Regions from separate parts of the Homo sapiens genome. Here region 2 is linked to region 1. A link is an interaction called in ENCODE POLR2A ChIA-PET data of the cell type or tissue named here. Cell type or tissue: GM12878. All regions are shown on one strand. Links, peaks and the distances in the headings refer to the core of each region. The heading gives the core; the rest is flanking DNA. Region 1 has its middle 21 kb from the start of CHASERR. Region 2 overlaps CHD2 (chromodomain helicase DNA binding protein 2).

Region 1 (16,006 bases), core at 5,422-10,421:
TGATTTTGTTTTGAATCAACCCTCTTGTCTTAACTCGGCTTCATCTCTCTCAAAGCTAAACTGCAGAAACATCACCTGGGTTCCACCATTCCACCTCTGTTCTTTGCTCTCTTTCCCTCTCCCTCCCATAATGATCACACCGCTGCACTCCACCTGGACAGCAGAGCAAGACTCTGTCTCAAAACAAAAACAAAAACAAAAACAAAAACAAAAAACCAAGCGGATACGCAGTGGCACAACAGTGTGAATGTACTTCATGCCACTGAAGTGTACACTTAAAAATGGTGAAGATGGTAAATTTTATGTTGTGTGTATTTTACCACAATTAGTGAAAAAAGCAGATACGGTTTCATACAAAGCAGTTGTGGCACATATGTCTTCTAGTGTCACAGATGGACCTTCCTCATATGTCTACGTCACCTTGGGGGGAAATGCTCTATTTGGTTTGCTTGATTTGACCCTCTGTGTTGATCCTGGGAAAATTATCTCCCTAGAGAGTCCAGTTGCCACTTGAAGAATGATCAGGAAGGCCAGTCACCATTTGTATATGCCTGGTTCATAGAATGCACTCATGCTCACAAAATAGCACTGCAAATGTCCAATTGTCCAGTTACACAGGAGAGCTAAATTCCCCCAAATTTAAGGCTTTGGAATGACCCTAGGTTCTTCCTAGTCATGAAAGTGTGGTCTCCTTCCAGAACCTAAGAGATCTACCTCCATCCTTAGCTCTGTTGCCCAGGCCGAAGTGCAGTAGCACAATCATGGCTCACTGCAGCCTCGAACTCCTGGGCTCAAGATCCTCCCACCTCAGCCTCCTGAGTAGCCGGAACTACAGACACAGGCCACCACGCCTGGCTACTTTCCTTATTTTTTGAGGAAATGTGGTCTCCCTATGTTGTCAAGGCTGGTCTTGAACTCCTGGGCTCAAGCAATATGCCTGCCTTAACCTCCCAAAATGCTGGGATTACAGGCATGAGCCACCGCACCCAGCCTTGGGCTGTTTTTGTTGTTGTTGTTGTTTTCAGCTTTATTGAGATATAACTGACAAATATATAATCTAAAGTGTACAACATGATGATTTGATAGACATACACATTGTGAAATGATTACCATGATCAAGTTAGTTAGCACATCCATTAACCCACGTCGTTCCTTTTTTTTTTTCTTCACTCTCCCAGGCTTAGGACATTAGTCCTCTTGATTCTTCATCAAGGGAAAGAGGGGCTGCTCAGCCACACACCAACACTTCTATTCTTCCTCCTCTGGTTTTTAAAAACCTACCCCTGCTCTTGGAAACCAAGACCCAACAGGACTTTCTCATCTCCAGACCTCTCTTCTGCTTCCTTTTTGGAGGCCATGGTTTTTTGTTTTTGTTGTTTGTTGTTATTGTTGTTTTGTTTTTGAGACAGAGTCTCACTCTGCCGCCAGGCTGGAGTACAGTGGCGCAATCTCTGCTCACTGCAACCTCCACCTCCTGGGTTCAAGCAATTCTCCTGCCTCAGCCTTTTGAGTAGCTGGGACTATTGGCATGCACCACCACACCCAGCTAATTTTTGTATTTTTAGTAGAGACATGGTTTCACCATGTTGGCCAGGATGCTCTTGATCTCCTGACCTCGTGATCTGCCCACCTCGGCCTCCGAAAGTAATGGGATTACAGGCATGAGCCACCGTGCCTGGCCAGCCACAGTATTTTTTGTTTTGTTTTGTTTTGTTTTGAGACAGAGTCTCGCTCTGTCGCCCAGGCTGGAGTGCAGTGGCGCGATCTCGGCTCACTGCAAGCTCCGCCTCCCGGGTTCACACAATTCTCCTGCCTCAGCCTCCCGAGTAGCTGGGACTACAGGCGCCCACCACCATGCCCAGCTAATTTTGTTTTTGTATTTTTAGTAGAGACGGGGTTTCACTGTGTTAGCCAGGATGGTCTCGATCTGCTGACCTCGTGATCCGCCCACCTCGGCCTCCCAAAGTGCTGGGATTACAGGTGTGAGCCACCGCGCCCGGCCCAGCCACAGTATTTTTATTCAGCCATGGAACCAGTTTGCAAGAACGGTTCCCATGGTCAGTACCTGTAACATTTACAACTAAAGATTTGAACAAACTGAACAGGGAGGTTGAGAAGAAAGAAGAGTTAAAGTGCTACTTAAAGGAACTTTCTTTCCTATGCTTTATTTTATATAATATTAATAGTTAGGTATAAAGTTAACTGTGCTAAAGCAATTCCTTTTCTCCTTATTATTTATGTGCATAAACAGACTACACTGGAGGCTCTTGGTGAAGAGGGGGTTAAAATTACAGCCCTGCTAAATTTCTATATAGCAGTAAAACTTAGCTGTAATTCCTACCTAACATTGCAGTTTTTCCTTCCAAACTGCAGGCCTCTTTCTTGTTTTCTTACTGAGCAACTTCCCTGCAGTCCTGCCTACCAAGGACACAGGAAAATACTAGCTCCTAGAATTCTGCCCTTCTTTTTCATAGTTTCAAACACTGTCTAACATAGCTGGCCGGTGCCATCAGCTTCAGCCTTAAATGTGATTAAATCACATATAATGTTTTCTGACCTTCAAGACCTGCAGCCTCAGGCTACAGGTTAGGTACTGATTTCCCTACTTTTATAGTTCTGTTAATTTTTAAATGCTGTGTACTGAGCTCAGTACGAAACATAGTTTGTCTGTCAAAAGCAAAGCTAGTTGTCTTTTATGTATTATGTAGTTTGTTAGTTTTTGTTTTAATAGGAGTTTATTAGCTAACTTGAGGGTCATGGCAGGGTACCTATTTTCTTCCTTCTCTATGTCTTGGGCTTTCTTCTTTTATTGGTGAGTAAAATGAAAAGGAAAAAAATGGTCAGGGGTGGTGGCTCACGCCTGTAATGCCAGCACTTCGGAAGGCCGAGGCAGGCAGATTGCCTGAGCTCAGGAATTGGAGACCAGCCTGGGCAACATGGTGAAACCTCATCTCTACTGAAATACAAAAAAAATAGCCGGGCGTGGTGGCACGCGCCTATAGTCCCCGCTCCCCCAGAGGCAAAGGTTGCAGTGAGCCGAGATCGTGCCACTGCACTCCAGCCTGTGCACCAGAACAAGACCCCGTCTCCAAAAAAAGAAAACGAAAAAGAGTCTAACAAATCTGTGAGTCACGTTATTGGTTAAGATAGCAGATGAAGCACTTAGTGGGAGAGATGGGACAATAATTTTTTTTTTTTTTTGAGACGGAGTTTTGCTCTTGTTGCCCAGACTGGAGTGCAATGGCAGAATGTCGGCTCACTGCAACCTCTCCCACGCTGGTTCAAGTGATTCTCCTGCCTCAGCCTCCTGAGTAGCTGGGGTTACAGGCACGTGCCACCACACCTGGCTAGTTTTTGTATTTTTAGTAGAGATGGGGTTTCACCATGTTGGCCAGGCTGGTCTCAAACTCCGGACCTCAGGTGATCCACCCGCCTCGGCCTCCCAAAGTGCTGGGATTACAGGCATGAGTCACCGCGCCCGGCCAACACATTAACTTTAAAAAGTTGACTTTTTGAAAGTATGGTATAGGGAGACTGATTGCAGCCCCGCTACTCCCTGCAGATCATCTGCCTCTTCTCACCCAGGTCCTCACAGCTTCTCTAAGAAACTCCACTAGAGAATGTCCTAGGGAACCCATCCTGATCTTTCTACTTCTGGACCCCACAGTGACCTTATTAGTGAGCCTCCAATTTCGATACTGAATCACATTCTGCTTTGTACTAGCCACAGTCATTTAGTAAATGCCAATCTTGCTACCTTATCTAGATGGCAGATTCTCTAGGGCAAGGTTCTTGTCACCTACTTGTGTTGTATTCTCAGTGCTTCTGCACAGTTGGGGCTGCCTTTGTGGCCTGGAAAGGAAAGCAGCCAGGCTGAGGGGTCAAAGAACACCAAAGCAAAAGGATAGAGTACCTGCCCTCAAAGTGCTCAGAGTCTAGTTGGGCGGATAAGTGTGATAGTATATCACTGGTTGTAAGCAACAGAAACCTGCTATGGTTGGAAACCAAAAAAGGGATTTATTGAAAGAATATCGCCAGGCATGGTGGCTCACGCCTGTAATCCCAGCACTTTAGGAGGCCGAGGTGGGTGGATCACGAGGTCAGGAGATCAAGACCATCCTCGCTAACACGGTGAAACCCTGTCTCTACTAAAAAAATACAAAAAAATTAGCCAGGCATGGTGGCGGGTGCCTGTAGTCCCAGCTACTCGGGAGGCTGAGGCAGGAGAATGGCATGAACCCAGGAGGCTGAGCTTGCAGTGAGCTGAGATAGCGCCACTGCACTCCAGCCTGGGCGACAGAGCGAGACTCTGCCAAACAAAAAAAACAAAAAACAAAAAACCAGCCTGACCAACATGGAGAAACCCCATCTCTACTAAAAATGCAAAATTAGCAGGACGTGGTGGTGCATGCTTGTAATCACAGCTACTCCGGAGGCTGAGGCAGGAGAATCGCTTGAACCCGGGAGGCGGAGGTTGCCGTGAGCCGAGATCGCACCATCGCACACCAGCCTGGGTGACAAGATGGAAACTCCATCTCAAAAAAGAAAGAAAAATAAAAAGGCCGGGCGCGGTGGCTCACGTAATCTCAGCACTTTGGGAGGCCGAGGCGGGCGGATCACAAGGTCAGGAGACCAAGACCATCCTGGCTAACAGGATGAAACCCCGTCTCTACTAAAAATACAAAAAATTACCCGGGCGTGGTGGCGGGCGCCTGTAGTCCCAGCTATTCGGGAGGCTGAGGCAGGGGAATGGCGTGAACCCGGGAGGTGGAGCTTTCAGTGTGCGGAGATTGCACCACTGCACTCCAGCCTGGGCGACAGAGCGAGACTCTGTCTCAAAAAAAAAAAAGGAAAACAGAAAAAAATAAAGAAAGAAGGAAAGAAAGAATATGTAGGAATGCACCTGATCCAAGGGAAGCCTGAAGGTCCAGACTCTAAAAAGACAAGAATGTGGAGGTGCTGGGAGTCTGGAGCTCCATTTCCTCAGAACATTGTTTCTGGGATGAATTAATTACAGCTCTTTTCAATCATTTAGATATCTGCTCAGCATTCAACTGGGGTGAGGTAGGGGATTAAAGAGATGTTGGTCGAAGGATAGAAAATTTCAGTTAGACAGAGGGACTAATTCTCGAAGATTTATTGTACAACAGGGTGACTATAATTAATATCAACGTATTGTATACTTGAAAGTTGCTAAAAGAGTAAATTTTAAATGTTCTCACCACATAAATATAAATATGTGAAGTGATGAATATGGTAATTAGCTTGGTTTAGCAATCTCACAGTGTATACCTATAACAAAACATCATGTACACCATAAATATATAGAATTTTTTTGTTTTTTTGAAACAGAGTCTGGCTCCGTCACCCAGGCTGGAGTGCAATGGCATGAGCTCGGCTCACTGCAACCTCCACCTCCCAGGTTCAAGTGATTCTTCTGCCTCAGCCTCCCGAGTAGCTGGGACTACAGGCACGCCACCACACCCCCACTAATTTTCTTAGTAGAGACAGGGTTTCACCATATTGGCCAGGCTGGTCTCGAACTCATGACCTTGTGATCCGCCGGCCTCGGCCTCCTAAACTGCTGGGATTGCAGGCATGAGCCACTGCACCCCGCCCATAAATATACAGAATTTTTTGTCAATGAAAAAAATTCAACAGAAAGAGAATTCCACTTCCACTATAGCAGAGTAAGAGCCTAACAGACTGTCCCCCCACCAAGATCACTATAGATGATGGGCAAAATGCAAAAGAAACCAACCAGTGTTTCTGGAGAGTTAACAAATTAGTCAGATTTTGGAGAGGAGTTGAAACTTAAAGGAACTGATTCAAGGTGGGTTTCCCTTTTTGTGTGTGATTTTGGCCAGAAGAAAGACTGTCATTTTGTGGAATAGGGTAGTTGTAACTTCAGTGGAAAGCCTACCAACTTTTTGGGCCAAGGAACCAGGGGACAAATCCCAGGGCCACCATGGCCATCAGAAAATGAAGGGGGAATCTCAGACCGGAAGGAGTTAGAAAAAGGGAGCTCCAAAATCTATGTACACTTAGCCCAAGTCTTAGGCTGACTCTTGAACCATACTCAAGTGAAACAGATTCAAAGCAACTTGCATTTATGGCTAAAAGAACAGAAGTGAGACTTGAACTACTGCCCACTGTGGGCAAGTCGGAATTTGCAGTTTGAATATCTCCAAGGTAAGTGCCAGCTAAAACAAAATGAACAGTAATCTCTGGGGAGGTAAAACCAGGGTCTCCACAAAATAACATCATAAATTCCGAGATACAATAACAATCACTCAATATATGAAGAACCAGGAAAATGCAATCCATTCTCACCGAAAAAGTCATCAATAGAGAACAATTCTGAGTGACTCCACATGTTGGAATTTTCAGACAAGAGCCTTATAGCAGCCCATGTAACCATGTTCCATTAAGTAAAGGAAACCATATTTGGAATGAATGAACACATAGAAAATCTCATCAGAGACGTATGAAAAAGAGCTGGAAGAAATTTTATAATTGAAAATGTTTCTACACTACAGCCTGGGTGACAGAGTGAGATTCTATCTCAAAAAAATTTAAATAAATAAATGAAAAATTCACTGAATGGGGTTAATAGTAGGATGAAGATGACAGAGTCAGGTAACTTGAAGATATAACAATAGAGTATGCAATCTGAATAATAAAGACCAAAAAATAAAAAAGGAAACTGTAGGACAGTATCAATAAGTCTAAATACAGGTAATTGGAGTCCCAAAAGGAAGGAAATTTTTTATTTTATTTTCATTTTTTGAGACAGAGTTTTACTGTGTCACCCAGGTTGGTATGAGGAAGGAAATGTTTTAAAGAGGGTAGAAAAAAATATTTGAACAAACAACGGCTTCTCAAATTTGGTAAAAGATATACAGTTGGCTAGGCATGGTGGCTCACATCTGTAATCCCATCACTTTGGGAGGCTGAGGTGGGAGGATTGCTTGTGTTTGGGAGTTCGAGACCAGGCCAGGCAACATAGCAAGATTCCTCCATCTCTACAAAAAACTTAAGAATTTAGCTGGTGTGGCCAAGCGCGGTGGCTCACGCCTGTAATCCCAGCACTTTGAGGGGCCAAGGTAGGCAGATAACCTGAGGTCAGGAGTTCAAGACCAGCCTGGCCAACATGGTGAAACTTCATCCCTACTAAGAACACAAAAATTAGCTGGGTGTGGTGGTGCACACCTATTATCCCAGCTACTTAGGAGCCTGAGGCAGGAGATTGCTTGAACCTGAGAGGGGGAGCCTGCAGTGAACCGAGATTGCGCCACTGCACTCCAGCCTGGGCAACACAGCAAGAATCTGTCTCAAAAAAAAAAAAAAAAAAAAAAAAGGAAATGCAGCATGTATGTATGTGTTCAACATATATAGAAAAGAATAGAAAGGCCAAAAGGTACTTAATATTTATCAGTTACCTGAATATTAAATATTTAATACACTAAATATGAATGAGACATAGAAGATGCTAAATATATAAAAGGCACTAAACATTCAGGATAAATGTATCGGAGCTTTATATACATAAGGTCTAATTCAGCCACCAAGAGGTGACACCTATTCCAGCCCCAGATGTCCTCTACATGAAAACACAACATCTGTGTGTTCAGCAGTATCTATAGCTACTGCCTCCTGGGTTCAAGCGATTCTTCTGCCTCAGCCTCCCGAGTAGCTGGGATTACACGCATATGCCACCATGCCTGGCTAATTTTTTGTTGTTGTTGTTTGAGATGGGTTTTTGCTCTTGTTGCCAGGTTGGAGTGCAATGGTGCGATCTTGGCTCACTGCAACCTCCACCTCCCAGGTTCAAGCGGTTCTCCTGCCTAAGCCTCCCAAGTAGCTGGGATTACAGCCACATGCCACCATGCCTGGCTAATTTTGTATTTTTAGTAGAGACAGGGTTTCTCCATGTTGGTCAGGCTGGTCTCGAACTCCTGACGTCAGGTGATCTGCTCGCCTCAGCCTCCTAAAGTGCTGGGATTACAGGGATGAGCCACCGTGCCTGGCCAAAAAACACAAATAACATCTGTGTGTTCAGCAGTAGCTATAGCTACTACCTCCCAGGTTCAAGCAATTCTTCTGCCTCAGCCTCCCAAGTAGCTGGGATTACAGGCATGTGCCACCATGCCCAGCTAGTTTTGGTATTTTTAGTAGAGATGGTTTTTCACCATGTTGGCCTGGCTGGAATGCCACACCTCTTTAAACAACCAGCTCTTGGATGAACTAATAGAGCAAAGACTCACTCATTATTGTGGGGAGGGCACATACCCATTTGTGAGGGATCCTCCCCTATGACCAAAACATCTCCCACTAGGCCTCACCTCCAACATTGAGAATGACATTTTCACATGAGATTTGGAGGGGACAAATATCACAACTACGTCAGCAAAAAATTTCAAGGAAAAGATGAACACTTTAAATGACAAAAGAGTCAATTCATCAGGAAGGTATAACAATAATGTGTATGTGCCTAGTAACACATCCTCAAGACTCATGAAACAAAAATTGACAGAGAAAAGTAGATCATTCCACAATTAGAGTTGTTTTTTTTTGTTGTTGTTGTTCTTGTTGTTTTGTTTTCTGAGATGGAGTCTTGCTCTGTCACCCAGGCTGGAGTGCAGTGGTATGATCTTGGCTCACTGCAACCTCTGCCTCCAGGGTTCAAGCAATTCTCCTGGTTCAGCCTCCTGAGTAGCTGGGACTACAGATGTGCACCACCATGCCCAGCTAATTTTTTGTATGTTTTTAGTAGAGGTGGGGTTTCACCATGTTAGCCAGGCTGGTCTCGAACTCCTGACCTTAGGTGATCCACCCACTTCAGCCTCCCAAAGTGCTGGGATTACAGACGTGAGCCACCACGCCTGGCCTATAGTTGGAGGGTTTTTTTTTTTTTTTGAGATGGAGTCCAGCTCAGTCGCCCAGGCTGGAGTGCAGTGGCACGATCTTGGCTCACTGCAAGCTCCGCCTCCCGGGTTCACGCCATTCTTCTGCCTCAGCCTCCCGAGTAGCTGGGACTACAGGCACCCCCCATCACGCCCGGCTAATTTTTTGTATTTTTAGTAGAGACAGGGTTTCACCATGTTAGCCAGGATGGTCTCGATCTCCTGACCTCATGATCCAACCGTCTTGCCCTCCCAAAGTGCTGATTTTACAGGCAACCACTGCTCCCGGGCAGTTGGAGAGTTTTTTAAACACACTCTCTCAGCAATTAATCAACAAAGACGTAGATGACCTGAATATCATTTTCAACCTCCTTGACCTAATATTTATTTGTAGAACACTGTATCTAACAACTCTATAATATACGTCATTTTCAAGTACACGTGGGTACATTCACCAAGTTAGATATATGCGGGCCACAAAACAGTGTCAATAACTGAAATTATTGAAATAATATAGAATGCATTCTGTGACCGTATGGAATTAAATTAGATATTAGTAACAATAATATATCTTGGAAAACTGCAAATGTTTGGAAATTAAATGACATATTTCTAACTAATTCATAGGTCAGAGAAGGAACCAAAAGTGTGGTTAAAAATATTTCAAACTGAATAATAATAAATACAGCATATAAAAAATATAGGGCTGGGTGTGATGGCTCATATTTATAATCGCAGAACTTTAGGTGGCCAAGATGGGAGTATCACTTGAGTCCAGGAGTTTGAGACCAGCCTGGGCAACATATTGAGACCCTGTCTCTACAAAAAAAAAAAAAAAAAAAAAAAAAATTATAGGATGCATTCAAAGTAGTACTCACAGGGAAATTTATAGCTTTAAGTGATTACATTAAAAAAGAAGAAAGGCCTAAAGCCAGGCACGGTGGCTCACGTCTATAATCCCAGTACTTTGGGAGGCCAAGGTGGGCAGATCACTTGAGGTCAGGAGTTTGAGACCAGTCTTGCCAACATGGCAAAACTCCATCTCTGCTAAAAATTAAAAAATTAGCTGGGCATGGTGGTGCTTGCCTGTAGTCCCAGCTACTTAGGATGCTGAGTCATGAGAATCTCTAGAACCCAGGAGGCAGAAGTTGCAGTGAGCCGAGATCATGCCACTGCACTCCATCTAGCCTGGGTGACAGAGTGAGACTCCATCTCAAAAAAAAAAAAAAAAAAAAAAAGGCTGAATTTTAGCTGGGTGTGGTGGCTCACACCTGTAATCCCAGCACTTTGGGAGGCTGAGGCAGAAGGATCACGAGGTCAGGAGTTTGAGACCAGCCTGGCCAACATAGTGAAACCCTGTCTCTACTAAAGATACAAAAAATTAGGTGGACATGGTGGCAGGTGCCTGTAATCCCAGCTACTTGGGAGGCTGAGGCAGGAGAATCACTTGAATGCGGGAGGCAGAGGCTGCAGTGAGCTGAGATCATGCCACCATGCCACTGCACTCCAGCCCAGGCGACAGTGGGAGACTTCGTCTCAAAAAAAAAAAAAAAAAAAAAAAAGAAAAGAAAATGGAAAGAAGACGAAGAATGGCCTAAAATTAAAATTAATGACTGAAGTTTCTGTCTTAAGAACAATGTCAACCTAAGGAGGTATGTAGAAGGAAGAAAATAATAAGGATGGAGTAGTAATCAATGAAATAGAAAACAAACAAGAGAGACAATTAACAAAGTTAAATTTGGAACCTTGAGAAGATCAACAAAGTTGATAAAGCCCTGGCTAGACTGATCCATAAAATAGATGAGAAAATATAAATGAAAGATGTGTCATCAGTACAGATCCTACAGACATTAAAAGCATAGTAAGATTCAACTGAAAGAAGGGAGAGAGAGGGAGGGATGACTGAGTGGCTAACTTTGATTCATGTGCTGGCATAAAGTGGGGAAATATGACTGTCACTGAACAGTCTCCAAAGAGGCAGGATTTTCCCTATAGCAAATTCAAGTGAATGGATGCTTGAGTGGCCAATGCCTCAAATACCCACTACAGACATGCAAACTGGTAATGACATACACTGAAATAAGGTGAGAATAAAGGTATATACAAAGTGTATGTCTTTGACAACTGTGTTCTTTCACTCTTGAGACAGAGGGTAGGGAAAAAGCTGACCTCACGTTGGAGCAGGCAGTCTTTGTTTTAAAGACAATGTGTGCAGTGAGCTGTGATCACATCACTGCATTCAAGCCTGGGTGACACAGCAAGACCCTGTCTCCAAAAATAAAAATTAAAATTAAAAAAATAAAGGCAATGTGGAGCAGGCACTGACTGATGCAGGTACTTTGGACCATAATCACAAAGTATGTTACCTCAATGATGAGACAGAGTCTCACTCTGTCACCGAGGCTGAGTTTGCCTCACTGCAAACTCAGCCTCCTGGGTTCAAGCAATCTTCCTCTCAAGTAGCTGGGCTAACAAGCACGCACCGCCATGCCTGGCTAATTTTTGTATTTTTAGTACAGACGGGGTTTCACCATCTTGGTCAGGCTGTTCTTGGACTCCTGACCTCAAGTGATCTACCCGCCTCAGCCTCCCAAAGTGCTGGGATTACAGGTATGAGCCACTGTCCCCGGCCTCAGTGATCCTTTCATTTTGCATTGTATATGGCACCTGCTTATGAAAGCAGCAAAAACAAACCCCAAAATTCTAGGGTGAAAAAATATCAACACAGGAAAGTTGAAAAGAATTATATTACGCTCCACATATGCAGTTTAAAACTTTCTCCAAATATTAGAAAAGGTTTTGGAACCCTGGTTCATAAACTTTGAAAACCTTTGGTCATTTTAAATAAACCAAAGAAGCAAAACCAGATTGCCTCCAAAAGTAAACTTTTTACCATCGCTGATCTTAACTGCTACAACAACAAGAAAAGAAATACCTAAAATAGGTAACAAGAATAACACTGTTTTTTTTTTTTTTCTTTTTCTTTTGAGACGGAATTTTGTTCTGTCACCCAGGCTGGAGTGCGGTGGCTCAGTCTTGGCTCACTGCAAGCTCTGCCTCCCGGGTTCATGCCATTTTCCTGCTTCAGCCTCCCGAGTAGCTGGGACTACAGGTGCCCCCCACCATGCCCAGCTAATTTTTTTGTATTTTTAGTAGAGATGGGGTTTCACCGTGTTAGCCAGGATCGTCTCGATCTCCTGACCTTGTGATCTGCCCTCCTCGGCCTCCCAAAGTGCTGGGATTACAGGTGTGAGGCACCGCAAAGAATAACACTGCTTTAATGAAACACCAGTGAAATGTCACAAATAAATTACCTAATTGTGCAAGAAACAAGTAAATTAATGCTACAAGAAGGCTTTAGGAGGACCCTTAATTACCAGTCCACAATCTATACTTCATTTTATTAAATTTATGTATTAATTTTATTAATACATAAAATTATTTATTATTTTATTTTATTTTATTTTTTTTAGAGATGGAGTCTCACTCTGTCACCAAGAGTGATCTTGGCTCACTGGCATGATCTCGGCTCACTGCAACTTCTGTCTCAAGTGATTTTCCTGCCTCAGCCTCCTAAGTAGCTGGGATTATAGGCATGTGCTACCATACCTGGCTAATTTTTGTATTTTTAATAGAGATGGGGTTTCGCCATGTTGGCCATGCTGGTCTCGAATCCCTAACCTCAGGTGATGCACCCACCTCAGCCTCCCAAAGTGCTGGGATTACAGGCATGAGCCACCGTGCCCAGCCCACGATCTGTACTTTAAAACTTGATATGGTGTGAGTATAATGATTACACAAAAGTAATGCAATTGTTAAGAAACAAATGGAGGAGGTGTTGGCCCACTTAAAGTTATGCTTTTTTCCTGGGCAAAAGCCTACAATCTGGGAATAGTTAATTCAGGCCTAAAATACATCAGCTGAGCTCACTGGTCATATAAACTTTGTTTGTGTGTTTGTTTGTTTATTTGAGACAGAATCTCTCGGTGTCACCCAGGCTGGAGTGCAGTGGCATGATCTCGGCTCACTGCAGCCTTCACTTCCCAGGTTCAAGTGATTTTCCTGCCTCAGCCTTCTGAGTAGCTGGGATTACAGGCACCCATCACCACACCTGCCTAATTTTTGTATTTTTAGTAAAGACAGGGTTTCACCATGTTGACCCTGCTGGTCTCGAACTCCTGGCCTCAAATGATCTGCCCACCTCGGCCTCCTTTGTGAGCCAGTGCACCCGGCCAGGTCATAAAAACCTTGTAAAGGATATTGTGTTAGGCCATACTTGCCTTGCTATAAAGGAATACATGAGACTGGGTAATTTAGAAAGAAAAGAAGTTTAATTGGCTCACAGTTCTGCAGGCTGTACAATCATGGCACCAGCATCTGGCTGGCGTCTGGGGAGGCCTCAAGGAGCTTTTATTCATGGTGGAATGTGAAGCGGGAGTGGCCCCATCACAAGGTCAGAGCAGGAAGAAGAGGGAGAGTTGGGGGAGAGGTACCACACACTTCTAAACAACCAGATCTCCTGAGAACTCACTCACCATTGCAAGGACAGCACCAAATCATGAGAGATCCACCCCCATGATTCAATCACCTCCCACCAAGCCCCATCTCCAAAACTGGGGATTGCAATTCAACATGAGATTTAGAGGGTTCAGGATCTAAGAAATATATCAGCTATAATATAATCTCTCTCTCTCTCTCTCTCTCTCTCTCTCTCTTCGGGTATATATCCCATTTCTGTGTCCCAGAGAGGTGGAAGTAGTGGTCGGGGCCACTGTGCTAGCATAGACTTGCTCCAGCGTCAGTCAGTACCGTGGAGCTGCATAGATCTGGGTGTGTTGGTTGTCCCAGGGTTTCTGGTTTGTGAACGTTACCATCCTGTCTGATTCAGGAGCTCACAGATCAAGCTAGATTTGCTAATCCCTGCTCAAAGAGTGAGCTGGAAGAAAAACTATTGCTAATTATTATCTCCTTTTGCATATATAGCAAAATGTTCTTTTAAAAATGTTCTTTCCTACATTATCTCATTTGACCCTCATATTTAACTGCCCTGCAAAGAATGGGGCAGATATAATCATCCATATTGTGAGACTGGGAGAGTTGTGAAGGTGAGGCTCGGGGAGTCCAAGTCTCTAAGCTTGTAAATGGCAGAGCTGAAGTCAGAGCCAAAGCTCCTGGTTACCAGTCCCCTTTCTCAGATTCTATAGATACTAGCAGGGCTGGGGTTAGGATGAAGCAACTGAGGCACCAAAAAACTCAATAATCAAAACAAATAATATTTCCATGTAATATTTTTAAAGGTTAAAATAATGTCAATATATCTCTGATGAACAAAGTATCACATTTTAATTTTATTTATTTATTATTATTATTATTTTTTGAGATGGAGTCTCGCTCTGTAGCCCAGGCTGGAGTGCAATGGGGTGATCTCGGCTCACTGTAACCTCCGCCTCCTGGGTTCAAGTGATTCTCCTGCCTCAGCCTCCCGAGTAGCTGGGATTACAGGCGCGTGCCACCACGCCAGGCTAATTTTTGTATTTTTAGTACAGAAGGGATTTTGCCATGTTGGTCAGGTGGGTCTCAGACTCCTGACCTTGTGATCTGCCAGCCTCGGCCTCCCAAAGTGCTGGGATTACAGGCGTGAGCCACTGCGCCCGGCCTTACTTATATTTTTTGAGACAGGGTCTCACTCTGTCGTCCAGGGTGCAGCACCGTGGCGCAATCAGGGCTCACAGCAGCCTTGACCTCCTGGGCTCAAGTGATCCTCCTGCCTCAGATCTCCATGAATAGCTGGAACCACAGGTGCACACCACCAGGCTGGGATAAGTTTTTGTATTTTTAGTAGAGATGGGGTTTCGCCATGTTGGCCAGGCTGATCTCGAACACCTGGACCCAAGTGATCCGCCCGCCTTGGCCTCCCAAAGTGCTGAGATTACAGGTGTGAGCCACAGTGCACAGCCAAATATTTAAAATTAAAGACCCATGGCTTGCTTGTTTTGTGACCCTGCAATTTTTTTTTTTTTTTTTTTTTTTTGAGACAGAGTCTCGCTCCGTCACCCAGGCTGGAGTGCAGTGGCGCAGTCTCGGCTCACTGCAAGCTCCGCCTCCCGAGTTCACGCCATTCTCCTGCCTCAGCCTCTCCGAGTAGCTGGGACTTACAGGCGCTCGACACCACGCCCGGCTAATTTTTTTGTATTTTTAGTAGAGACGGGGTTTCACCGTGGTCTCGATCTTCTGACCTCGTGATCTGCCCGCCTCGGCCTCCCAAAGTGCTGGGATTACAAGCATGAGCCACCGCGCCCGGCCGTGACCCTGCAATATTTTGCAACAGGAACAGTCTTTTTCAATTGGCCTGTAGTTCCCAGGCCAGGCAGTCCATCTCATTTGCTGCCAAGTGGGTTTTTGATGGTTGACAATGGTGTACAAACAGATTGGACAATGTGGAGCTTTCTATATAATCTTTATTTTATTTTATTTTTTAAAAGAGATGGGGTCTCGCTCTGTCACTCAGGCTGGAGTGAAGTGGCATGATCATAGCTCACTGCACCTTCGAATTCTTGGGCTCAGGCGATCCTCCCAACTCAGCCCGGCAGTGCTGGGACTACAGGCACGTGCCTCTACACCTGGCTAATTTTTAAATGTTTTTTTTGTAGGGATGGGTCTCATTGTATTGCCCAGGTACTATCATAGTGCACCACAGCCTTGAACTGCTGGGTTCAAGTGATCCTCCACCTCAGCTTCCCATGTAGTTGGGACTACAGGGGCACGCCACCACGTGTGGCCATCTAGTCATGTATTTTGATGGGGTCAGAACAGGCTGGGGTCAGACAGCCAGGGAATGGCCGAGTCAGGTTTGGATCTCAAAGCTGATGGTGCCAAGGTCCTTGCGCTTGGCTTGTTGCTACCACTGTCTGTCTTCCTAGTGCCTACACCTAGTAAGGAGAAGGCACTTGTAAATGAATCACTGTACTGCAAACTGAAAATAGTAAGAGCCCAAGTAAAGTACCAAAGAGTTCTCAGGATTGAGATACTTCTGGTTGGCTGGTTAGGGGCTATTGCATAACATGCCAGCATTCCAGAGATTCTATCAGAGTGCCAACGGC
Region 2 (16,006 bases), core at 5,286-10,285, 120 kb after region 1:
GTGAAGAGTGTTTCAGTGACAGTCATTTTCCATTCACACATGCACACACAGGTTGAGTCTCTTATCAAAAATGCTTGGGGACCAGAAGTATTTCAGATTTTGGGATATTTGCTTTATACTTACTAGTTAAGCATTCCAAATCTGGAAATCAGAACTGTAAAATGCTCTAATGAGAATTTCCTTTGAGCGTCATACTGGCACTCAGAAAGTTTTGAGTGCCATTTTGGAACATTTTAGATTTTCACATTTAGGATTCTCAGCCTTTGTGTACACACACACACTTAAATATGTATAAAGTACATGTGTGTAAATATGTAAAATGTATGTATGTATGTGTGTGTGTGTATATATGTAAAGCATATGTGTGTGTTGTGTATATGTAGAGAGAGTTGTTTTCTTCTAGTATTCCTGTGTTCAGTGAGGTTGAAATATCCAGCAGAATCTTTAACATTCCTAATTCTGACTGGAGATGTGAAAGATGTATGATTAGATGGCAGGAGATACAAAAGAAAATATTCTTTGCTTCTTAAACTTTTTTAGGCCTCTTTTTTTCTCCACAATACTACTACTATCTCTTATACTCTTCTGGTACCTACAACTTTCTGTTTTTTTGTATCTAGTAGTATCATTATCATTTTAATTTGCAGGTGGATTCTGACCAGGAATTACAAGGCTCTTGCCAAAGGAACAAGAGGCAGCACATCTGGTTTTCTTAATATTGTGATGGAACTGAAAAAATGTTGCAACCACTGCTATCTGATTAAACCCCCTGAAGAAAATGAAAGGGAAAATGGACAGGAGATTCTTCTGGTAGGTAGTTCCTCATAATTACTTTCTCAAAAAAAACGCTTAGTTTCTCTAGGTGCTTTTCATCAGAATGCTCTATTTCCTTGTTGGTGACCTATCAAGGATCATCAAAGGAAGCTTTAAAAATGGGAGAGAAAAGGTAACTAAGAATGATTTGGAAAGTAAAGTATAGTATCAACAGATACTGGGAAAAAGAACATTTCGGGAATTGCTGGTCAAGCAGGTTGCTAAGGGCTTCAGAAAGCTTTAAGATGATTTTTAAAATATGGATTTGTAGAGATTAGGGAAGATTAAAATTTGTGTTTCAACATAATTATTGGAATGTCTTTTAAATCTTCAGTCCCTCATAAGGAGCAGTGGGAAGTTGATTTTATTAGACAAACTGTTGACAAGACTTCGAGAAAGGGGGAATCGAGTGCTTATCTTCTCTCAGATGGTGAGAATGTTGGATATCCTGGCTGAATACCTAACTATTAAACACTATCCTTTCCAGGTAAGGTGATTTCAGTAATTGCTGTGGGGGGAATCAATCTCTCTCTCCGCCTCCCCTCCCCAACCTTCCTACACTGGGTTGTATGCTTTGCTTGTTAAAGTAGGAAGTAAGAGTTTTCTTGTTTCAAAGAAGTTAAGGTTAAGATTCCAGGGGGCCGGGCGCGGTGGCTCACGCCTGTAATCCCAGCACTTTGGGAGGCCGAGGCGGGCGGATCACGAGGTCAGGAGATCAAGACCATCCCGGCTAAAACGGTGAAACCCCGTCTCTACTAAAAATACAAAAAATTAGCCGGGCGTAGTGGCGGGCGCCTGTAGTCCCAGCTACTTGGGAGGCTGAGGCAGGAGAATGGCGTGAACCCGGGAGGCGGAGCTTGCAGTGAGCCGAGATCCCGCCACTGCACTCCAGCCTGGGCGACAGAGCGAGACTCCGTCTCAAAAAAAAAAAAAAAAAAAAAAGATTCCAGGAGGGTCTTAATTTTTACTTGCATGCCTTTAGGCTACCATATGAAAGTGGTCATGAGGAGACGATTCTTTTTTTGAAGGTGGGTGGGGAGGATTAGAGAAAGTCAAACGGGGCAAGATAAAAAAAGGATGTCAGATGGCATCTTATTGCATGTGTATGGTGAAAGTAGAGAGGAAGTAAGTGTGAGCTCAATTCCAGGAGCCCAAATCCTAGAAGGAGAGGGCAGTATCAGACATTCCCCCCAAAAGTTGACCCTGGCTGTGAGGCTGGGAACATAGCAGAACACTGCTACTTAAAACCTTGCTACTCCCTGAAGTAAGTGATGATGGCTTCCCCTATTTTCTGTGGAGTTCCTTAACTGGAGTTACTGTCTTCACACAGTTATCTCCTATGGGGAAAATTTCTTCCGCATAGTAACATTTTTCTAGGTGTATATAATCTAGTAGAAACTTATTCTCTGATCTATTTATAGACACATAGACATATACGCAATTTACCTTGTCTCTTGGCATGTTTATAGTGCTTTGATTTTTAAGATTTATTACATTTTTTTTAAAACTTTGAATGGATGAACTCTTCTACCAACTCACATAATTATGTTGGGATTGAAGAAACTTGGACCAATGATTATCTCCTAAGAAGGCCCACCTTTGAGACTATCAGATTGATTATCTTTCAAAATACCCTGAAAGGCATTGTTATATCCATAATATCTTATATGGTCTTTCAGTTGCTGTCTTAGAATATAGCTTAAGGCTGTGCTTGTTATCAAGAAACAGCCTATTGCAAAAAGTCACTTCTCTGTCAGTGAATCGAATCCCTATGAGCTTTCATTCCTAGGAAATCCCGTGATACCAAGTAAATCAAGAATGCATCGTTTTTCTCTCTAGGGAATAGATAAGCTTGGTCAGTGACTTTTAGATAATTAATGCCCTCTACTAATGGGAATATTAAAAGGCGGCATTAGGTTTTCTGATTTCAAGTAAAGGCTCTGAATCTCCCATTGAATACGTCTTCGGTTTAAGGCTCTGAGTAGAGTAGTCAGTGAGAAAGAAGTAAGGGACTCCTCACCTGTCAGTTGACTTGAGTTAGGTCTGGTGGGCAGAGTTCTGGGTATGTAGGCCCTTCCACAGAGTCTGCTGCCAGCCAAGTCACCTTTCAGGTTAGTTTTGCCTTCTGTAAAATGAAGTATTTTGTTCATCTCAAGTGGTGATTGTGAGGGGATGAAATGCAAAAATGATTTTAAAGAGTAAGAAATGCTTTATAAAATGTACAGCATGCAGGTGATAATTCTTTAGTATTTTATGTGTCAATGGTTTCTCTATGGTGACATTGTATTGCATGTAGAACTGACATATGTTCTAATAAAGGAATTGTGTATGCTAATAAATGCCAGGGGCTTTCTTGAATTCTCATGTAGTTTAGCTGCTTGAACACTTTACTATGATTTCAGAGTGTAATTTTTGGCAAAGCTGGGATATATGATCAATTTTAACATTTTCAATGATTCAGCAAAATGTTTTTCAAACAAAATTATTATATAAATAAATTTTTGGTTTGTGTGACACTTTAAGTGATAGTTTTAGCCACATTAGCTAAGAAGCATCATTTTTCTGCAGGAGCTTATTATTGGGTGACCCGTGGTCCTATTTCCTAATCTCTGCAGTACCTACAGAAACAGAAGTAAACCCAGCCTCCAAGCACAGGTTGGGTTTTCGTCTTTCTCCTTTTAGGTCCTGGCAGCCATTCTGATCCTTGGCTAAACCTGGACAGCCCTTTGAATCAGAAGCTTGTAACCTTGAGTCTGTAACTGGAGAGCTCAGGTCGAGTAGGGTAGGGTGTGCTTCTTAAGCACAGCTTCTTCATAGCGCTTTGCCAGTGCTTTGCAGTTATTTTTACTCAGTGGGTGTTCAGGTGATAAAGGTTCCAAGTCTGCTGTTCTATTCTGAGTGTAGCTGATCTTCCTATCTTACAGTTTTCTTGTGGTTTATTTTTACAGCGTCTGGATGGTTCCATCAAGGGAGAAATCCGAAAACAGGCACTGGACCACTTCAATGCAGATGGGTCTGAGGTATACTATGCATGGCTTTGTTATTTGAGCAACTTGGGCTCTGCATCAAGGGGAAAGTCTCTCTCGCTTAATGTATTCTGTTTCAGAAACAATTTATAGTGCAATTCTTTTGCCTTGAGAAGAAAATGAGAAATCTCTCATATAAAAGATGGTGTTTTGTTGTCACTCCAGAAAAATAAATATGTGCTTATTTATCTCCCCTGTTCTGGGTTGACAACAGAGTGGTTCTCCTGGTAGCTTCCAGATACCAAATCCTTGGGCGTGGAAGAGCAGTAAGGCAGGAGTAGGGGAGAGTTGGGCAATAGAATTAATATAAGAAGGTTCTGATCTCTGTACTCTTTTGGTGACTAAGTCCTGAAAAATATATTTGCCATGTCTCAAATTTGTTGGACTTCTGATACAGTGTGGCTTAATGTTCTTGCTCTCGCTAACAGCAACATTTTACAATCAGTGTCGAGCTTGGATTTGGCATTATGAAGTATTTTGTTTGGGGGGCACATATAGAAGAGCTACTTAGGATGAAATAGAAGGTATGACAACATTGTAGTTTGTGCATATCAAATCATCAGATGCCATGGGATTTGAGAGAAGTGGGAGAGAAAAGTTTTGGTGTGAATAAAACTGTAATAATGTGTAGAGCTAAAGGAAGCAGTGGAGACAACCTGAAGTAGAAGTGTTTCACAGAGAATGCTAATTTCTGGAGCCTGAGCCACTACTTTTTTTTTTTTTTAAACAGATAGAACAGACTTAGCTTTCTGAAGAGCTTTAAAAACTCTTGATGCCTGTGCCTGTTACTACAGAATGCTCTGCTGTCTGCCTTTAGAGTGTAGAAATCCTAGTTAGACTAGTATTCTGGCTACTTCTGTAGTCTAAACATTTACTTCTTGAGGGGCTTGGGGCATTAATCTATTCAGAGCCAAGGCTCTCGTTCATTAAGGATAAGAGGAATGGAATAATTAAAGACATCGGTCATCAACTAATTCCCATTCCTCCTTTCCTTGCTCCTTGTTTCCTCAGCTGTAAAATCACAATGATTCTGATACCCCACTTCATAATATTGCTCTGAGGATTAAATTTGGTAATCAACATAAAGCACTGATCACATTGCCCAGTGCATAGTAAGCGCTCTAAATATCTGCTATTTTTATCATGTAGTGTTGGTTGAAATTGGTTTTGTGTTCTCCACTCTTAGTTTAAAAAATAGTATGAGTCGAATGTTTCATATTGCCCTGTCTCAGGGGAAAAAAAAAATTGCTTTTTGCATAGCTCTCAGTTGATTCCCACTCACTATGATGGCTATATAGAACACAAGTTCTCTACCATTTCTGCAGTATTTTAAAAATTCCTTTAAAAAACTAAATATTTATTGTGGGACAAAATATTATATGCTTACTTAGAATATTGGGAAGATGGTAAAGAATACAAAGAAAAAAACAATTGTACCCCTCATTCTAGACACAACTTGCTGTTCACGTCTTTGGGGTGTATTTCCATTCCTACTAGATGGAACCATTTATATGTTTACCTAATTCGGATCATGTTGCATACAGTTTTGTTCCCTTCAAAATTATACTTTGAGGCTAGGCGCGCATAGTGGCTCACACCTGTAATCTTAGCACTTTGGGAGGCCAAGATGGGGGAGGATCACTTGAGACCAGGAGTTTGAGACCAGCCTGGTCAACATAGTGAGACCTGTCTCTACCAAAAAAAAAAAAAAAAGTTTCCCCATGTTATTAAAGATTTTACAAAATTTAATTTCTAGGCCCATAGCAAGACCCTATCTCTACAAAAAATTAAAAAATGAGCCGTGCATAGTATTGTGTGCTTGTAGTTCCAGCTGTTCAGGAGACAGGCAGGAGGATCCCTTGAGACCAGGAGTTTGAGGCTGCAGTGAGCCAGGATTGCCCCACTGCACTCCAGCCTGGGTGACAGAATGAGACCCTGTCTCAAAAAAAAAAAAAAATTTTTTTTTTAAATTTCTAAATTTTTCTTATGCTTGTACCATTTATTTATTTAACTACCTTACCGTTAGTGGCATTGAGTTTTATAATTTTTTAACCTTTTTCAACTTGATCATAGATGCAGACGACATATTATAATCCACGTTATCCTTGCTAAAGAGTGATATAGCAGATTGTTGGTTGATAGGATCTTTTTGACTCCAGATTTCATTTGTTTTAGATATCTCATCTTAAATTGTCCACTGTTTATCTTTAGACTTCTCTTTGGAGTGTGGTGGTGCTTAATATTTCTCTTAAGAATCACAGATTATGTGCCTGGACACTCCTGTTGATCACTTCTTTATTGGAATTGTTTAATTAAAATTCTTGTGAAGCAGCTGTCTCCATTTTTATTTCTATGGCATAATGTTGTTGAATGTGACTATTAGAACATGGAGACCTTTTCATTGCATCTCTATGTGTATGCTAAATATACCCATTTATCAAGATGGAACTCAGGACTACCAGTTTTTCAATGCTGCTTCTCTCTGCTACAAAGGCATCAGCTTTTGACATATATGATTAAATTCCCTGAAAATAGAAATATTTCACCTTTTCCCCCCGGCTTATATATTTTATTCTTTTTCTCCTGCCCCCATATTTTTCTGAGCACTCAGACGCAGGCAGGTGTGCTGTGCTTGCCCAGTGTCTACTGTCATTGCTGTGGATACTGCAGTGTCAGTGCCTGGGTGGTTCCACACATCGCTCTCCAGCCAAACCTGTTTTGATTTTTTTATAATTTTGGCATGTTTTGTGGTAATTGAGGATCCTGTGGTTCTCAACACTTACCATATATGATCTCTTTAGTGCAGTGTTTCTATATTTCTCGCCAGCCTAACAAACATAAATATTTATATAATAAAGTATCTCTGTTTATACTAACTGACTTACATGGCATAATCTACCTTTTCCCTAAAAATAATTATACAGGTGACTTCCTGGAGTTAATGATCTCCATGATAATTGTTTGTCTGTTTTTATTATTGTTGCTGTTAACTTCTTGTATATTAGTTGTAGCCGGGAGGTAGCACTAATTCTCTCACTCCCATTGCCTTATTAGAGTCTACTCTACTCCTGTTCATGGCACTGACTTTGCCTCTTAATCAAATGAAAATTCATTCTACCATCAAGTCCCTGACATTCTTTTAGCCTCCATAAAGTTTGTCCATCATATCTCACTTTTCTTCACACCTGCAGGGGTTTCCAGGTGTAAGGGCTTATTGGACTGTGAAACTGTTTCTGAGAAGGCCACTGCATAAAGTAGTATATTGCATTGTGTACAGGACTTCTGTTTCCTGCTCTCGACAAGGGCTGGTGGCCTGGGAATCAATTTGGCTTCAGCGGACACAGTCGTCATCTTTGACTCTGACTGGAACCCCCAGAATGACTTGCAGGCACAAGCCCGAGCGCATAGAATTGGTCAAAAGAAGCAGGTCAGTATGGAGAGGCTTCTGGAAATTGCTTTAGGGTTGGGGGCCAGGGGGCTTGTTCAGCCCTTTCAGGATGTTAATAAAATGCTTTTTCCCTGTTTTGCTTTTATTTCCCCTGAAGCATTGATTTCTGTTTGTTAACTAGCACAGAGATGTTGTCTTTGGGCCCAAGATGAACCTATTAAGGAACTTTTCTTTTTCTCTGTTTGAAAAGTACAACATCAGCGACCTTCTATGTGTTTATCTTGAGAGAGATATATGATGAATAGACTTAGAACTGAACATTTTCTCTATTTTAGTATGGAAAAGTTAAATATCCTATTGTTCAAGATGGTTTGTTTTTATTATACATGACAGTGTTAGCTTTAAAGGTACTTTGGAAAACCACACACTTTTTTGTTTATGAATCTTAAAGTCTGTTCTATATTGGATAACCCGTAAGTTTCATTCTTGGCCAAAGATTCTGTTTTTGTGGAACTTTCCATCACTGAAGCACGATTTTTATTGATGGAACAGGCCATAACGACAGATCTTTAGAGGCAATTTTATTTAAGACTGTAACCTGCTGCACATAGTAAAAGTATTGCATCTACTTAAGCTGCCTGCTTGGATGGCTTACAGTCTTCTATGGTTAGAGAATAAATTCTGTTAAAATTTTCCCCTCTTGGGTTTTGACAGAGCTAATCCTTCTCTCTTTTTTTGGGGGGGTTGGGGGGTGGTTCAGGCATAAGCATAACAGTTCCTTTTCCTACAGGTAAATATTTACCGCTTAGTTACAAAGGGGACTGTGGAGGAGGAGATCATAGAACGGGCCAAAAAGAAGATGGTATTAGATCATCTGGTGATTCAGCGCATGGACACCACTGGCCGGACGATCCTGGAAAACAACTCAGGAAGGTCCAAGTAAGTGCCAGGAAGATTGGGAGGTAGGCAGAATCAAATTGATTCTACATCACTGTTGGATATAATAGGATTTTCTACCACAGACATTAGTCTGTTCATTACCTGGAAGATGCCAGGCCAGAACCACAAATAGGATAGCATTTTCACTTTGAGTTTCTTGGTTCCTTTTTTTGCCCATCACCCCCCTTCTTATGTGTTTTCCTCTCTTTCTTGCCCTCTCCCTTACCTTTGCTTTTGGCTGCTCATGTGACATATGACACAGCAACAGCAGTGGAGTTGTGTGTTGGGTGTCAGCCTAGCATAATGTCACCTTTGACTTTTCTGCAGTGAGAATCCAGATTGGATTGGCAGCTGTTTTTTTTTTTTACTATTGGCAAAAATGTTTGTGTGGAGATTGTTGTGCTTCCAGAAGGGTGTAAAAAGAAAGTAATGAAGTTTTAATTGGCTTTGGGAAGAGGCACAGCTACATCTCCTATAAAGTTTAATTAGCCAGGCATGGTGGCAGGCGCCTGTAGTCTCAGCTACTTGGGAGGCTGAGGCAGGAGAATGGCGTGAACCCGGGAAGTGGAGCTTACAGTGAGCCGAGATTGTGCCACTGCAGTCCAGCCTGGGCGACCGATAATAATAATAATAATATCAAAATAATAATATCAATATTATCAAGATAATAATGATATCAAAATAATAATAAAAATAAGTTTACATTTTGAGCAGATTGTTGAGTGTCTTCTGTGGTGGTGTTTCAGCTATGTTTTTTGTTTGTTTGTTTGTTTGTTTTTGAGATGGAGTCTCGCTCGGTCGCCCAGGTTGGAGTGCGCTGGCACGATCTTGGCTCATTGCAACCTCTGTCTCCTAGGTTGAAGTGATTCTTGTGCCTCAGCCTCCCGAGTAGCTGGGACTACAGGTGTGCACCACCACACCTAGCTAATTTTTTTTTTCTTTTTTTTTTTTTTTTTTAGTAGAGACAGGGTTTTTCCATGTTGGCCAGACTGGTCTCAAACTCCTGACCTCAAGTGATAGGCCCACCTCAGCCCCTCAAAGTGCTGGGATTATAGGTGTGAGCCATTGTGCCCGCTGCAGCTATGTTAAAGGTGTATTCAAATTAGCCCTTCCTAAATAAAATGTTTTCAGATAGTTTTCTGTTTAAGAGGAAGCTAGATGAGAAAAGCCTAGCTCTTTTATTTTGGACCGGGGTTGAGAAGGTTGAAAATTCTTGGTGAATTATAACTTTCTGAGTAAAAGGCCAAAGGAAAGAGCTCCATTCTATAACATTGCTAGTCACCTTTCTGGCTTACCCATGCAATAGGTGAACCAGTAGGACTGTAACTAATTTTCTATTCTGCTGGTTTAGGGTTACCATCACAGACTCATCCTGTAGATAGAAAATGCGATGTTTGAGAAATCATTTTTCTTGAGGCAGAGTTTATATTTTCAGCAGTTAACTTGACCTCTTTCTGAAGGATAGTTATTCTGAAGTAGAACACTTTAGAGGTTATTTGATGTTTCTAACAACTACATTTTACTTCCACAGCTCAAATCCTTTTAATAAAGAAGAGCTGACAGCTATTTTGAAATTTGGAGCAGAGGATCTCTTCAAAGAACTGGAAGGGGAGGAATCAGAACCTCAGGTAATTAACAATGAGGAGAGGGAAATTTTTTTGAGAAGTATGATCTGTGAGAGTCTAACTTTTCTGTAAGAAGATTCTGTTAGAGGCTTTTGTAAAGAAAAAGTAATTACTTGAAGGACAGTGTGTTTTTCTTTCGTAGGAATCTCATAGCTCTTACCAAATTGAGTAGGAAGGAATTAATAAAGCATTCGAGTATACTTTTTTGGGTTGTTTTTTTCTCCCATTTCTGTTCGTTTTAATTTTTGAAGTTTCACCTTGTCATTTGTATAAATTATAGTTTGAGACATTAGATGTAAAAGATGTAGAGTTGAAACTGAAAGTAAATGAAATATCAGAAAGGAGAATTGGTTTATTTGCACCAAACATTTTTAGTAAATACGAATAATTTCTGGGCAACTAGGCAACTCATCTGTTGCCATTTTATTCTATTCGTGTTGGCTTTTGTTCTTTTAGGAAATGGATATAGATGAAATTTTGCGGTTGGCTGAAACGAGAGAGAATGAAGTGTCAACAAGTGCAACAGATGAACTTCTATCACAGTTTAAGGTATGAAGATCTTTGTGGGAGAGAGTTCTCAGCATTGATTCATTAATGATGACTAATGTTTATGAACGCTTTCTTTGTGCTAGGCGCTCTGCTTTTCTCTTTACCTGAATTGAGTCATATCCTCAATATTGTTCTCTGAATTGTGAGTATGTTGTGAATGTAGGTTCTACAGTCCGCACGAAGGTAATCACTGAAGTGGGCTATCCTATGTAGAGTCAGTGTGTGGCGGAAAAGAAATCACTGAAGAGAGGGCTAGGTAGAGAGCCAGGACAGAGTGTAGAACCAGGACGTGTGGAGCACTGTGGGACACGTCAATAGATCAGATGCCAAAGAGAGGTCAAAGATAGGAAAAGAGTAGATGACAATTAGAAGGTTCTGATGACTTGGTGAGATTTTAGTTTGTTTTTTGTTTGGTAAGTGAGAGAAAGAGGTGTCAGTGGTGTCTCATATAACAGAAAATTACATGAAATGAGGACTAAACACAAAAGTTGGGCACCAGACGAATAGGAGGTGGCAGCACAGAGTATCAATGTTATTAAAAAGCTTAGTGAAAGAGTACAGGGATGCTAAATTATATGGCTAGAAGGTTGAAGCAAGACAAGGTTTTTGAAAGATGTTACCATGTTTCTAGTTTGAGGAAAGAACTTGAGTATAGGGAGATATTGAAGGTTCTCAGGAAGGAAATGATTTGATGGCACATTGCCCCAGAGGAGACTGGAAGGGATACAGTCAAAAGCACAGATGGAAGACTTGGCCTTGGAAAGAAAAAGGACAAGTACACTTTAGGGAAGAGGAGGAAAGAGATGCTGTGGGAGTTTAATTTATGCTCTTAATGACTAGTAAAGTAAGTGAGGTGTTTGCTTGAGAAGTGGAAAAGATTTGGGACAGCCATGGATGAGGCAGAAAGTTGTTGGGAGGAACCTGATAGGGAGTCAGCTGAATTGAGATGATACAGCTTTGCCGTGGAGCCAGTCAGCAGGGTCATATGACTTTCTCCAGCAATACTTTTGAGGTCAGAGAAATTGGATCAGTTGGCTATCCCAAGGTGGGAGATTGGCTTGGGAGGCACAGGAAAGTCAAAATAGCAAAGGTTTTCAAGATTCATGTGACAGCTTGGAAGGAAGGATTGACCATGGGTTGATTCCATGGAGGTAGAGAAGCAAGAGAGACCTGATGATTACAATGATGGCTAAGTGTAGTATGCCCATTAGGATTGAATTGAATTAGGGGAAATTGTGTGAAGTGTTTGGAAGGAAGCAATATTGTGTGATTAGCTCCAAAGCTGGCCACTGGTAGAAGTTGTTTCAATGGAAGAACAAGGATGGAATTGAGTGGGCCAGAGAGCCCTAGATTAATGGGTTAGGATGCAGAGGATGGGGTAGAGAAGGGGGAAGGTGATTTATTAGTGTTCGTCATAGTCGGTTTGGGCTCCTGCAGTAAAATACCGTAGACTGGGTGGTTTATAAACAATAGAAATGTATTTCTCACAGTTCTGAAGATTTGAAGTTTGAGATCAGGGTGCCAACATGGTCAGGTTCTGGTGGAGGCTCTCAGGTTGCAGACTGCTGACTTTTCTTATCTTCCCATGGTAGAGAGAGAGAAGCTAGAGAGCTCTCTGGGGGTCCCTTTTATAAGGGCAGTAATCCTATTATGAGGGCTCTACCCTCATGACCTCCTAACACCTTACATTGGGAGTTAGGATTTCATCCTATGACTTTTGGGAAGAACATAAACATTCAGTCCATTGCACTGTTTCAGCTCAGTTCCACCTCTGTGACTGCTGCTCCTTTCTTCAGCAATAAAAACCTGCACTTGTGTAACTCTTACTGTGTTTCAAGCACTATCTTAAGTTAAGGGCCAGAGTCTGGCCTTTAACCACGATGTCCCTTTTGGAAAAGTTAAATTCCTTACTGCATGAACCACTAACGTATGTGCATATTTACATCAATCTTAATTTTAGTTAATTTTAGCCAAAAGTCATAAAGTAAGAGTCTTAACTTGACTTCACTGTTGGCTCCAAGGAATGGAGCCTCCAGAAGCTCATTTATACCTTATGACTGTCTCAAAGGCTAGGAGGGAGGGAATAAGAAGAATGCGGAGCCAGGCTGGGGGCTGCCTGCCACTGCTCAGATGCTGTCCAGAGGTGGTAGATGTTTCTGTGTACTCCTCCTCTGGTTCTTTGAAATGGATACACTTAGATGGCTTTCTTTCTGGGATACCTACTGTTTTAGTACAAATACATATCGGATATTAAATAATATTTGATAAGAAATGAAGAGAATATTCTTCTAGATTTATTTAAATTTTTTCTGTTTTATGTTTTCATTTTATTTCCTAAGACTAAAGTGCACTTGTGAGCATATGAAATCACCACACATCTTTAACTTTCATATTTTTGATAAAAATGAATAAAGCAACCAGTTGGCTAGATGATAATGAGTGCTTTGAGTTATGCATTGTTTCAAATGAACTCTATACAACTTATAGAAATGTAAGTTCATCATGGAGTATTAGGTATTAAGCATTTTAAAATCTAAATAAATCTAAATTTTATCATTAGTATTATATTTATTAGAACATGTATATGATTTATAACAGCTCATTCAATAAAACTTATAAAAACAATTTGTATCTTTGTAGCTGTTTCTCTGCTTTTCAGTAAAATTTATGATGTGATGAACTTGAGGACTTGACAAGTTGATTTTTGGGGGTATAAAGGAAAAATTAATAGAAAATTGATTATCTGATTATGTAATATCACAAAAGTCCTATTATTCACAGTGTCTACTTAGATAAAAACACTGGATAAATTGTTTTAGTAGATGGTGTTTAGAAATAGGGAAATGTCAGACAATGGGTTGTCTGTTTTAAGGTTGCCAACTTTGCAACAATGGAAGATGAAGAAGAGCTAGAAGAGCGTCCTCACAAGGACTGGGATGAGATCATTCCAGAGGAACAAAGGAAAAAAGTAGAGGAGGAAGAGCGGCAGAAGGAGCTAGAAGAAATTTATATGCTGCCTCGAATTCGGAGTTCCACTAAAAAGGTGATCAAGTGAGATGAAAGATATGAAATTATTTCTTATGTTGTGAATGCTACAGAAGTGTTGATTATTCAAAGAAGAGGCCTTGCATTGTTCCCCTGACACAGAGGCTTCAGGAGCAGAGTTGATACTGTAGGAAACTTAACAAAGGAAAGTGGAGAAATCTGCAGAGCTCCTGAGCACACCTGTGAGACATCGGATTTGGTCTTTGCAAATTGGCTCTTTGTGAAGCTGATAAACAGGGTCTGAAATTTCCAGAAGTTTGCATTTTGCCTTTGAGTAGTCCTCACAGTTTGGCTGTTAATTGCCACTGCCTTCAACTTTCAGAAAGTCACACCTCTGTTTGTCCATAACAGTTCACAGCACTTGATATAAATACTTAGTAAAGGATTATATAACTATAAATAAGAAACATATACCAACTTGACAGTTCACAAAGCTCCATCACAGACACTATCTAATTTGATTTTTGTAACAACATTGAAATAGGTAGAACAAGTTTTTTTACCCATTTTGTTGGAGGTAATAGACACAGATTTGTTCAAGGTCACAGTAAATCAGTATGAGGTAACACTAGCTACCATTTATTGAGCCCTTACAATGTGCTAGGCATACTTCTAAGTGCTTTAACTTACTGAAAACCATCTGTTATAGGTACTATTGTCTTCATTTTTCAAATGAGAAAATAAAGGCACAAAGAGTAAAATTACTTGCCCAAAGGAGTAAACATGAACCTGTTTTATAATGGGATATTGTAAAAATATTCATATATTTTTAATCCAGTTCACTTATCGTTATATTACAATGTCTCTGAAAGTATGACTGTCCTAAGTGGGTATTTCTCCAAGACCTGTCTCCCCTTATTTGTCAAAGGAAAATTGACTTGTCTGATATGGTGAGAAGTTCTGAATACTAAAGAATTAAGATGGCCTTCTCTTAGTCCTTTCACCACTTGAACTTCGCACTTGTTACAGTGTGACTTTGCCTCGATCTTTCTCAGGCTCAGACAAATGACAGTGACTCTGACACTGAGTCTAAGAGGCAGGCCCAGAGATCCTCTGCTTCTGAGAGTGAAACGGAAGACTCTGATGATGACAAGAAGCCAAAGCGCAGAGGGCGTCCGAGGAGTGTGCGGAAGGACCTCGTGGAGGGATTTACTGATGCAGAGATCCGAAGGTTGGTGGAGGCTCTGTTCTCACTGAGCTTGTTTGAAAGTGCGTACTGTAAGTCTTGGGTTGACTGGATCCTGGACATCGTGACAGGGTAGGCAGAGGCTAATACCTACAAAAAAGGAAAGAGAAGCTGGGTCCTGTCCCAGATCTGTAGGATGATCCTTCCTTCTCCAAGGTTTCTTTCTGTTGAGATCACTTTTATTTGTTGTTCATCTCTCTATTTCTCTCTTATTCTCTGGTTATTCAGAACATTTTCACAAAGTTCAGCTCGGGGAAGGAGATAATTGACATACATGTATATACAGACTTATGTATCTGTATATAAAAGAAATATCAAAAATAAAAATGGTACAAATAAGTCTACCCTCACTACCTCTCCCCTCCGCCACAATCCCACTTCCACCTGTGTTAGTACTGACATCAGTTTGCTAGTGGTTTGCTTTGATTTATAAGTAGTATGTACAGCATGTTGTTCAGCACCTTGCTTTCCCCGATCCCATTTAAAATCCATTTTAGACATCTTTCTATGTGAGTGATTACTATACATTTCTTGGTATCTGATTCAAATGTCTCTATCCTCCATAAAAAAATCTAAAATTGTTGCTTACAAATTATTTTTTTTCCAGTTTCCATCTTTTTTTTTTAAGCCTGAAGAAAATAGAAAGTATAAAGATGGTTTTAAGGCCTAATCCATATTATAATTATATTAAATAGTCCTTTAAGTTTCATGTATTTGAAACTGTGAGGTGTTTCTTTTCACTTAAAGGTCACACCTATTCTTCTTTCTTTGTTTAATTTACTATGGAAAAATAGAAATATTTCAAAATACTGACAGAATAGCATGTAACACATCCCCTCTTGTGCTTATCATCTTAACAATTTTGAATTTGTAGCCAAAATTGTATGTATATATACACACCCCACCTCTTCTTGCTCCCTATTCCCAGTATTATTTTGAGAAGAATGTGTTTTCTGCTATGGGGCAGTATGTTCTATAGCTGTATTTGGCTTAGTGTTTTTCAGGTCTTTAATTTCTTCATTGATTTTCTGTATAGTTGTGGTTATTTTGGTAGAGTCAGAATCTTGCTCTCTTGCACAGGCTGGAGTATGATCCTATCTCACTGTAACCTCACACTCCTGGGCTCAAGTGATCCTCCTGCCTGAGTGCCTTTTTCACTCAGCCTCCCAGGTAGCCAGGTCTACAGGCATGTGCCACCATGTCTGGCTAATTAAAAATTTTTTTTTTTGGTAGAGACAAGGTTTCATTATGTTGCCCAGGCTGGTCTCAGACTCCTGGCCTCAAGTATCCTCCTGCTTCAGCCTCCCAAAGTGTTGGGATTATAGGCCTGAGCCACCGTGCGCAGCCTAGTTGTTCTACCCATTATTGAAAATGGGATGTTGACATCTCTGTTACTCTTATATGATCCATTTGTTCTTCAATTGTTAGTTTTTGC

Evidence for each region. Peaks named below come from ENCODE experiments on the same cell type or tissue, not always from the same donor. Only the 100,000 strongest peaks of a DNase experiment are listed, where the experiment ranks them.
Region 2: POLR2A ChIA-PET joins it to region 1 with 5 read pairs; 2 of 35 experiments call an interaction of 5 or more read pairs at or near these places.

Annotation. Positions count from the first base shown.
Region 1 is chr15:92,853,528-92,869,533 of GRCh38, forward strand. No RefSeq gene overlaps it. Among named protein-coding and RNA genes, the nearest start is that of CHASERR, 21 kb to the right of the region's middle. In GM12878, for the core only: no CTCF peak of the experiment used is centred there; no DNase peak of the experiment used is centred there.
Region 2 is chr15:92,971,118-92,987,123 of GRCh38, forward strand. CHD2 (chromodomain helicase DNA binding protein 2) reads left to right here. Exons shown (of 39, transcript NM_001271.4): 18 at 648-810; 19 at 1,148-1,300; 20 at 3,762-3,833; 21 at 7,117-7,266; 22 at 8,018-8,166; 23 at 9,698-9,794; 24 at 10,248-10,340; 25 at 13,213-13,383; 26 at 14,381-14,556. Among named protein-coding and RNA genes, the nearest start is that of MIR3175, 75 kb to the left of the region's middle. RefSeq lists an enhancer at 9,630-10,829. In GM12878, for the core only: no CTCF peak of the experiment used is centred there; a DNase peak (open chromatin) is centred at 8,333.